Regions from separate parts of the Homo sapiens genome. Here region 1 is linked to region 2. Evidence: chromatin loops called from intact Hi-C (ENCODE). Cell type or tissue: heart left ventricle. All regions are shown on one strand.

Region 1 (5,000 bases), 160 kb after region 2:
TAGGTGAACACTTTGTAAGTTTTATGAATTTAAGACACAAATTTACAGATTCAAGAAGTTCTGAGAACCCCACATAGAATAAACTCAGAGAAAACCATGCTAATACACATAATTAACTACTTAACCAAAGATTTAAATATTTATATATAGAGAGAGTGGTCAGTGACAAATAACACATTACATTCAGGGGAACAACAATTTTCTTATCAAAAGCTGTGGAGGCTAGAGATAGGGAAATACCAACCTTCAAGTGCTAAAAGGGAAAAAAAATTGCCAGCTCCTAAGCCTATATTCAATGAAAAGACCTTCAGGAATGATAGCAAACTAGAGACATTTTCAGCTGATCGAAAGCTTGAAGAATTGGTAGGCAGCAGACCTGCTTTAAAATAAATGTAGAAGGAAGCGCTTTAGAAAAACAGAAATGTAGATATTAAGGTAAACATACAATCATCCCTCAATACATACAGGTGATTGGTTCCAAACCACTACATATACCAAAATTTGCGTATACTCAAGTCCGGCATTTGGCCCGGTAGAATCCACGTATACAAAAAGTTGGCCCTCATGATTTGCAGGGTTTAGATCTTCAGTACTGTATTTTCGATTCACATCTGGTTGAAAAAAGTCTGTGTATAAGTGGACCCACACAGTTCAAACATGTATTGTTCAAAGGTCAACTCTAAAAGCCTATTTTTCTACTTTTAAGTTCTTTAAGTAAGTAGAATTATCAAAAGCCAAAATTATAATATTGTCTGGTGGGGGTTTCCATGTGAGTAAATGAATATATATTATATATATAATATGCACAGATATTATATCATTATTATTATATTATGTAATATAATTATATGGCCATAGGCAAGTTGCCTCACCTCTCTGAGTATTGGTGTTTTCATTTATACAACAGGGATAGTAATCCTAAGCCTAACCCTAATATTATATTAACATAACTAATAATATAATATTATATATAAGTATTATATTATATATATTATATATATTCACTACATAAAGAAGAGAGCATAAAGGGACCAGGTAAGATTTCTACATTTCTATATGTTCTAATTAAAAAACAGACTATCAAATTCAATTTTTAAAAAGACAATTATGTGACTACAGGAAACACATTTAAATATAGATATATAGATAGATAAAATAAGAGAAAGATAAAAGATACATCATGAAAACACCAATCAAAAGAATACTGGAGTTGCTTTATTAATATCAGATAGAATAGACTTCAGAATTAAAAATATTATCAGGGATAAGAAAAGACATTAAATACTGAGGAAGGGGTGAATTGTCCGAGAATATGTAATAATCCTAAATGTGTATGCTCCTGACAACAGGCATCAAACTATGTGAAGCAAAAACTGAGAGAACTGAAAGAAGAAATAGGAAAATTAACAAATCTATTTGAAGATATCTACACTCAGGAATTAGAAGAACTAGACAGAAAAATCAATAAAGATATAGAAGACTAAAACAACACTAGTTGACATTTATAGAATACACCACCCAACATTAGCATAATACACAATATTTTCAACTGTTCATGGAATATTCATCAAGAAAGACCATATGCTGGGCCATAACACAAGCCTTAATTGATTTACAATAATTGGAATCATGCAAAGTATGTGCTCTAACCTTTAAGGAATTAAATAGAAATCAATAACAGAAATACATCTGGAAAATCCCAAAATATGTGGAAATTAAAAAATCCATGAGCCAAAGAGAAAACCTCAAGGGATATTAGAAAATATTTTGAACTAACTAAAAATGAAAATACAACATATCATAATTTATGAAATACATGAAAAGATCATTAAATGCTCATATTAAAAAAGAAGGAAGGTCTCAAATTTGTTAGCCTCTTAAGAAACTAGTAAAAAAAAAAAAAAAATCAAATTAAACCCCAAACAAGCAGAAGGGTAGAAATGATATATATAAAAACAGAAATAAATGAAGTGGAAAACAGAAAAATAGTAGAGAAAAATCAATGAAACCAAAAGGTGGTTCTCTAAGTAAAACTCTATGCAGACATTCTATGGGTGGTGGGTATTATAAATAAAGTTTCGGTACCGCAAAAGAAATAGCACTCGAATATAAAATTTTCTTTTTAATTATCAGCAAGGCAAGGTACTTCTATAGAAGGGTGCGCCCTTACAGACGGAGCAATGGTGAGTGCACACCTGGACAAGGGAGGGAAAGGGGTTCTTACCCCGACACACATGGCCTCTGATGCTGTGTCGTTCCCCTATTGGCTAGGGTTAGACCGCACAGGCTAAACTAATTCTGATTGGCTACTTTAAAGAGAGTGACAGGGTGAGTGGTTTGGGAGGAAAAATGGTTATGACAGAGCAGTTAATCGGAATGAGTGAGGGTGGAGTAGGTAATCGGAATCAGTCATGGTGGAGCAGGTAATCAGAATGAGTCAGGGTGGAGCAGGTGATTGAAATGAGTCAGAGTGGAGCAGGTAATCGAAAAAGGTTGCTTTATGAGGAAGTTAAGTTTAAAAGTAGAAGGCAAAGAATTGAACATACTGACATATTGATTCTTTGAAAAGAAATTTAGAACTCATATCTAACATGGGAGAGTGGGAAGAGGAAGAAGATACAAATGACCAGTACCAGGACTGAAAGGGAGATATCACTGCAGACCCTACAGACATTAAAAAGGCTAATAAGGGAATACAATAAACAATTTTATGCATACAAATTCAACAGTTTAGATGAGATGGACAAATTCCTTGGAAATTATAAATGCCAAAAGTCACCCCAAACTGAATTTTTAGTGACTGGAGGCATTTATCTCAGTGGACTCTCCAGACTTTATTCAAAGCCATTGCCTGCTTCCATCAAGCTTAGTCTTGAATCTTTACCAATGTTTGATTTATTCCTCTTACTTTTTTTTCTATTAACTTTGAATACCATCCCTCCTCCTTTCCAAGACTTTATTTATTGTGAGTGATAATTGACATAACCTTCAGGAACCTCAGAAACCTTAGGCATCTGCAGAAACATTTTGAAGCATATCAGACTAGCCTATCTTTCTAGAAACCCGATTCCCATTCCCCTCTGCCAAACCCCTCAGCGGCGATGTGTATACTTTGTATTAGTGCATATTCAGGAAGGTTCAAAGCACTTGTCTGCTACTCTTTGCATGGCCACACCCTCAGTCAAGGGCCTTTCTGCTTCCAGCATCATTACAGATGGATTTGAGGCTTTGGGCTATCTCCAGGGGAGCCATCTCCTCCAGGTTTTTGTTCCCTTTTCTGACTCAGAACTTAACCATTCTGGCAAAACTTTCTGTGGTGTGGCCATAGTTACAGTACAGCGTTTGCATTCTATGGGTCTTACAACACTATCCCCCAAATCCACCAATTTTCAGTAGCATGTAGCTTGTCTCATAAGCTTTATTTCCTGCTTTAAAGGATGAACAGTCCTCAGAGGAACCAAGTTCCTTGCCCAAATAATTTTGGCAAGGCTAAGACACTGAAGGACATCTATACGCCTTGTTTTCTCATACATCTTAGGCCTGTAAATTCTGGTTTATGGGTTCACATCCAGAGTCCCTCCTTTCTTTCCAGCTTTCCAATTAGTTTCTGTTAATTTATATGGTAGAAAATACATATTTCAAAGACGTAGTTCTTAGCTCTGTCTCAAAGTGCTTAAGCAGTTTTTATCAATTTCTTCTTATTTGGGAGTGGTATCCCCAAGCTAATACCGCCTGTGAGGGAAAAATATATACTCTTAGGCAACATTTTGCTAGTAGCTTGATAATCATAAGAGTGTCTTCTTGCTAGCAATATTTTGAGTACAACAGCAACAGAGTGTGCAATGGATTCACTGGTTAAGCCAAAAAGTTATAATGTTTGAACCTCCCAAGGGCCACCTCCATATTTAATATGAATTTCTTTAAACCACCAGAGCTGGGCCTCATTTCTCCCATACTCTGTGGGAGTTCTGACTTTCATCCAAGATCTTCCCTATGACTTTAAGAGCAGAAAGACATGGTCCTTGTGGTGTCTCCCAAACTGGACTCCTCTTAGTTACAAGTGGACTATGACTGACTTATTAAAATGATCCTCATCTTTCCAGAAACACTTGAATGCTGCCACCAGTATATTTTTTAGCTGAGACCTTCCTCTTCCTTTTTTCCCCATAACCAGAATCTGTGGTCTGTGCTAACATTGCTTCTCCATGAAAATTTCACTCCCACTCCACTCTTTCTACCTTTCTGCAGATGCCTGCACTTTCACCGCAAATCATGAAATGATTACATATTTTTAACAGCATTATTGAGATTAAATTTATTTACCATAAAGCTCACCCAGGTAGCAGTGGCTGCCAGCTATACCCTTTCATAGAATTAGCCTTTTCTTTAGGCTTTGCTCTTCTCAAAACAAATACTTCCCTTTTTGTTCTCTTGTTTCCTCTTGTAAGTCCCTAGGATTATTAAACATAGGGCTTGAATTTCACTTTGAAATGTTTTCCACGTTTGTGGTAATAATGTCACCTGAGGGTTTCTACTAGATTAAGTAAAGGAAGAAACAGAGTGGGAGGGGAATGAAGTGTGACAAACTCTCTTATAAAAGATAAGGCAAAAATGGCAGTCAATTATTGTTTCTGATAAATGTAATGTCATCCAATAATTTATAGTAATTCTGAGAACTATAGCCAGTAAAATGAATTTGCATAGTCTGTCTTCTTTAGGACACTGATTTTCAAACTTGAATGCACACTGGAATCACCCGAGGAATTTAAAAAAACACCGACACCTGGATCCCACACAAGGACCCTGATTTAAATGGTATGAATTGCAACCTGAGCATCAAGATTTTTTAAAGTTCCCTAGGTGATTCTATTGTGCTACGAAGTGACTCTTTTACTGCAAACTTGTTAGCATGATCAGAATCACCAGGGGAGTTTGATAAAATAGATTGCTAGAGTTTTTGATTCAGTACATTTGGGTGAGACCAGAGAATTTCAAGTTCT
Region 2 (5,000 bases):
TCTGTTTTTTTTTTTTTTTTTTTTGAGACAGAGTCTTGCTCTCTCTCCCAGTCTGGAGTACAGTGGCGCGATCTCGGCTCACTGCAACTTTCACCTCCTAGGTTCAAGCGATTCTCCTGCCTCAGCCTCCTGAGTAGCTGAGACTACAGGCACCCACCACCACACCTGGCTAATTTTTGTATTTTTTTTTTAGTAGAGACAGGGTTTCACCATGTTGGCCGAGGTGGTCTTGAAATCCTGAGCTCAAGTAATCCACCTGCCTCGGCCTCCCAAAATGCTGGGATTACAGGCGTGAACCACCATGCCCAGCCGATAATCTGCTTTTTTAAATCTTACTTTTTGTTGAAATTAAGTTTGGTAATAGACATCTAATTGAGATAATGTTAAGAAATAAAGCTAGTAAATTCCATTCAAAACTTGCCTGTTTCTTTGATCTTGCCTTTTTCCTTCACTGGACACTTTCTTGGATTTACTCTTTAGAAATTAAGCATACACTTTTAAACCATATTATTGTACATCTGTTTGCAATATGATATTACATGATTTGTCTCCAGTTCCTTCTTGAAAGTTTGCCTTTACACACACACACCACATACACAAATTATTTTTTGCTGAACCATTTGAGAGTAAATTGCAGACCTGCATGCCCTTTTACCCCAAACCCCTCAGTGTGTATTTCCTCAGAAAATGAGGACTTTCTCTTACATAATCACCATACAGTAATAAAATCCAAAAATTCACATTAATATATATGTTAAGAAATGTACTAATTTGTGGTGGTTTACAAGATTTTAAGACAACATAGGAAGACTGGAAACATCTTACCTACAAATCCTTTCACACATGTGCAACGATAGCCAGCCACACCATCAACACAGATTCCTTTATTTAAACAAGGACTGGAGCTACACTCATTTATATTTTCTTCACACCGCTGACCTGCAAAGAATCATTCATCTTTGAGCTGGAGAAAACTTGACAGAACTTTAAGACCAATAGTTTCCAAGCAAGTTGTTCAGGCATTGGAATAGGGAAATTGGAAATCATGGCTAACATGTTTGTGACAAACATGTTGAAATAAAATGTTTCTTCTATTCTGTGAACTGCAAAATTTTTCTAGCAAGAAACCTAACATATTCAGCATGCAATGGAAAATGATAACCACGAATATCTGACCATATTTTTTTTAGTGAAAAAGATGTGTGATTTTGTTTTAAATTTTTTCTCCTTATTTGTTTGCTAGTTGTTCTCTTTTTGAGTTTATTCCCTTTAGAGTTAAGTGGTAACAGTTACAGCATTACAGTTACAAAGTTGGCAAAAATTATGGGAGAAATATATTGAATGAAGAAAATAACTCATTTTCTTCTGCAAATTAGGGAAACACAGCCAAATTTCTGTGCAGCTGTCCCATGTTTTGTGTGAACATAATTTGGGAACAACTAATGTTATTCATAGCCTTTATTTTACACATCTAGAAACAGATCCAAAGAGGTCTGTGACATTGCCAAGGACAGGCACAGAAATGAGCCTAGAACCATAAATCTTCATGTTCAAGAAAAGACGTACAAAGACTCGTTGGGTTGAAGAGTTCAAGGATGCTTAAATTTATAACTCATGGCATTATGTAACACATATCTAATAATTTATGTACCTTGACATTAAAATATGCTAAAAGGAAATTTCATAATAAAGGTTGTTTTTTGAGAACAGTAAATCTAACATAAAATCTACACTTTCATACAGACCATTATGAACACTTGTTTTTTCACAGTAAACCCACAAAATAAATTTAATGTCTAATAAATAACATACATAATACATTTCACATCTAGTAAATGTATATTTATTTTATTTAGAAACTTGGTTCTACTTTTCTCATAGTATGTGTCTGCCATTCTTGTCACAAGTTTTTACTATGATTCAACACCAGGTGTCGCTAATATGAGATTTGGAATTTTAAATAAAGAATTGTAGGATACAGGTGCATAATTTTAATACTGTCTAAGGAAATGCAACCATAGGCAGACGGTGGAGAGGAAAGAGCATGAGAAAGAAAATGGAAACCAGGCAAGCAATCTGGATGTGGTTCCAGCTGTTGAATACACACCCTTGGTTAGGGGTGATGAGTCTGCTGGTCTGCAGTTGGTCTCACAGCATGTGGACCTCTTAGAATATAAGCTGAGAGAAATTTGTTTCAAGATATGTGTGATGTGGCCCCTAAATGCAAGCCACACGCTTTGGTGTTCATAAGATAAAAATGATTTCTTCTGTTGTTGAGGTAAAATAGGCATATTTCTAAACAGCATGCCTGTCCACTATAATTGATAGAGTATGCTATCACTTTATCAAGTGCAATATCAAGTCCACTCTACTTGATGGCTTATTTGAAGGATTTTCAAGGCAACTTTGACTATTTAAAATGTCTCCCTATATATAAACTTTCAAATTACACTTCCAGATGAAATGCAATTTTACTGTATAAACTCAATATATCTTTTCATAAGCCTGGGACTACCAGTGTTGCATGGATGTGAAATAGAGAAAATATATGAGTTGTTCCAAATGATTACTACTGTAAGTTATGTTAAACATTTTTATGTCTTTATGGAAGTTGTTTTTAGATACACAATAAAATTATTAGAATCTGGTTCCTTTGAAATGTTATCAGGATTTTACTAAACTTTTTAAAATATAGAAAATTATATACCCACACATATTAAAATATATATTCAGATATCTTTTTAGTATAATAATGATGAGTTAGGTACAATGCTGGATGATTTAGATGATCTCAGTACTCTCCATAATAATATTATGGGGTCATTACTATTTATAAAGTAGTAAATCCTAGTCTATTTTATTAGAATATATCATCAATATTATAATAATTATAATGTGGGTTAACAAGGGAATTGAGAATAAGATCACTGTTTCTGAACTATTTTTGTGAGAAGGTGCTGGAAGCTGCGACTCTTAAGATATACACTTAGAGAAATCTCCAAACTGCTTTCCAGAGTGGCTGAACTAATTTACATTCCTAAAAAAGTATATAAGTGATCCATGTTTTTCTATAACTTGCCAGCATGTGTTATTTTTTGACTCTTTAATAATAGCCATTCTGGCCAGGGGCGGGGTGGCTCAGGCCTGTAATCCCAGCACTTTGGGAGGCTGGAGTGGGTGGATCACTTGAGGTCAGGAGTTCAAGACCAGCCTGACCAATATGGTGAAACCCCATCTCTACTAAAAATACAAAAAATTAGCCGGGCATGGTGGCATGCGCCTGTAGTCTCAGCTACTTGGGAGGCTAAGACAGGAGAATTGTTTGAACTTGGGAGGCAGAGGTTGTAGTGAGCCGAGATCATGCCACTGCACTCCAGCCTGGGCGACACAGCGAGACTCCATCTCAAAAAATACAAAAATTAAAAAAAAAAAAAAGCCATTCTGACTGGTGTGAGATGGTATCTCACTGTCGTTTTGATTGGCCTTTTCTGATGATTAGCGATGATGAGCTTTTTTTCATGTTTGTTGGTTGCTTATGTGTCTTCTTAGAGAAGTGTCTGTTCATGTCCTTTGCCCACTATTTAATGAGGTTATTTGTATTTTGCTTGTTGATTTGTTTAAGCTCCTTATAGATTCTGAATACTAGGCCTTTGTCAGATGCATAGTTTTCAAATATTTTCTCCCATTCTGTAGGTTTTCTGTTTACTCCATTGATGCTTTCTTTTGCAGTGCAGAAGCTCTTCGATTTAATTAGATCCCACTTGTTAATTTTTGTTTTTGTTGCAATTGCTTTTGGGGACTCAGCCATACATCCTTTGCCAAGGCCAATGTCAAGAAGGGTATTCCCTAGGTTTTCTTCTAGGATTTTTATAGTTTGAAGTTTTACATTTAAATCTTTAATCCAAGTTAATTTTTGTATATGGTGAAAGGCTGGGGTTCAGTTTCATTCTTCTGCGTATGGTTGGCCAGTAATCCCAGCAATCCCATTACTGGGTATACATCCAAAGGAAAATAAATTGTTCTACCAAAAAGACACATGCACTTGTAAGTTCATCCCAGTGCTATTTACAATAGCAAAGACATGGAATACACCTAGGTGCCCATCAATGGTGGATTAGATAAAGAAAATGTGGTACTTATACATCATCGAATATTATGTAGTCATAAAAACTCCACAAAATCATGTCGTTTGCAGCAACATGGATGCAGCTGCAGGCCATTATTCTAAGTGAATTAAAGCAGGAACAGAAAGCCAAATACTGCATGTTCTCACTTAAAATGGGAGCTAAACATTGAGTACACATGGAATAAAAATAGGAACAATAGATGCTGGATACTATTAGAGGGGAGAAGAAAGGTGGTGTGGGCTGCAAAACTACATATTAGGTACTATTCTCACTACCTGGGTGATGGAATTATCTGTACTCCAAACCTCAGCATCATGCAATATATCCATGTAACAAACCTGCACTTGTACTCTCTGAATTTAAAATAAAAGTTGAAATTATTTAAGTCATAAATAAAGACAAAGATTTTGAATGCTAAAAAATAAGATAACACTTAAATATGTATTTATTTAAGTTAAAAGGAGAGGCATAGTGGTCCATAACAATTTCAAGGATACATGCGCCTGAAGTCCACAGTTAGTAATAATTATACACACACATATTCACACACACACATGAACATCCACAGAAATTGGCATATACACTTCATAAATTCAGTAAAATACTAGTAAAAAGCTTGGGGATGACCTTGTATTTGTAGTAGGCTTTACATATTTTCTGTCATTTCCTCACCTCCATTTTTACTAATGAAGAAACAGGTTCAGTGAAGTTAAATGTCTTGTCCAAGGTCACACATCTAGCTGGCAAAGATGGGAACACGCCTGCTTGTTTTATAAAGCAATTACATACTGCCATATTGATATCTTGTTCTCCTTACATAACCGGAAAAGGACAAGAACACTTTCCCAATGCAAATAAGTAATATTAGAAAAT

Evidence for each region. Peaks named below come from ENCODE experiments on the same cell type or tissue, not always from the same donor. Only the 100,000 strongest peaks of a DNase experiment are listed, where the experiment ranks them.
Region 1: a loop joins it to region 2, with 3 times the contacts of the local background. A loop is called at or near these places in 53 of 110 quality-filtered maps.

Annotation. Positions count from the first base shown.
Region 1 is chr9:110,612,438-110,617,437 of GRCh38, forward strand. It overlaps LOC105376218 (a long non-coding RNA gene), which reads left to right and starts at 1,608. Exons shown (of 3, transcript XR_007061731.1): 1 at 1,608-4,815. RefSeq lists an enhancer at 4,852-5,000. In heart left ventricle, no CTCF peak of the experiment used is centred here; no DNase peak of the experiment used is centred here.
Region 2 is chr9:110,450,464-110,455,463 of GRCh38, forward strand. It overlaps SVEP1 (sushi, von Willebrand factor type A, EGF and pentraxin domain containing 1), which reads right to left. Exons shown (of 48, transcript NM_153366.4): 23 at 826-939. Among named protein-coding and RNA genes, the nearest start is that of TXNDC8, 120 kb to the left of the region's middle. In heart left ventricle, a CTCF peak has its summit at 1,938 (motif pointing right); no DNase peak of the experiment used is centred here.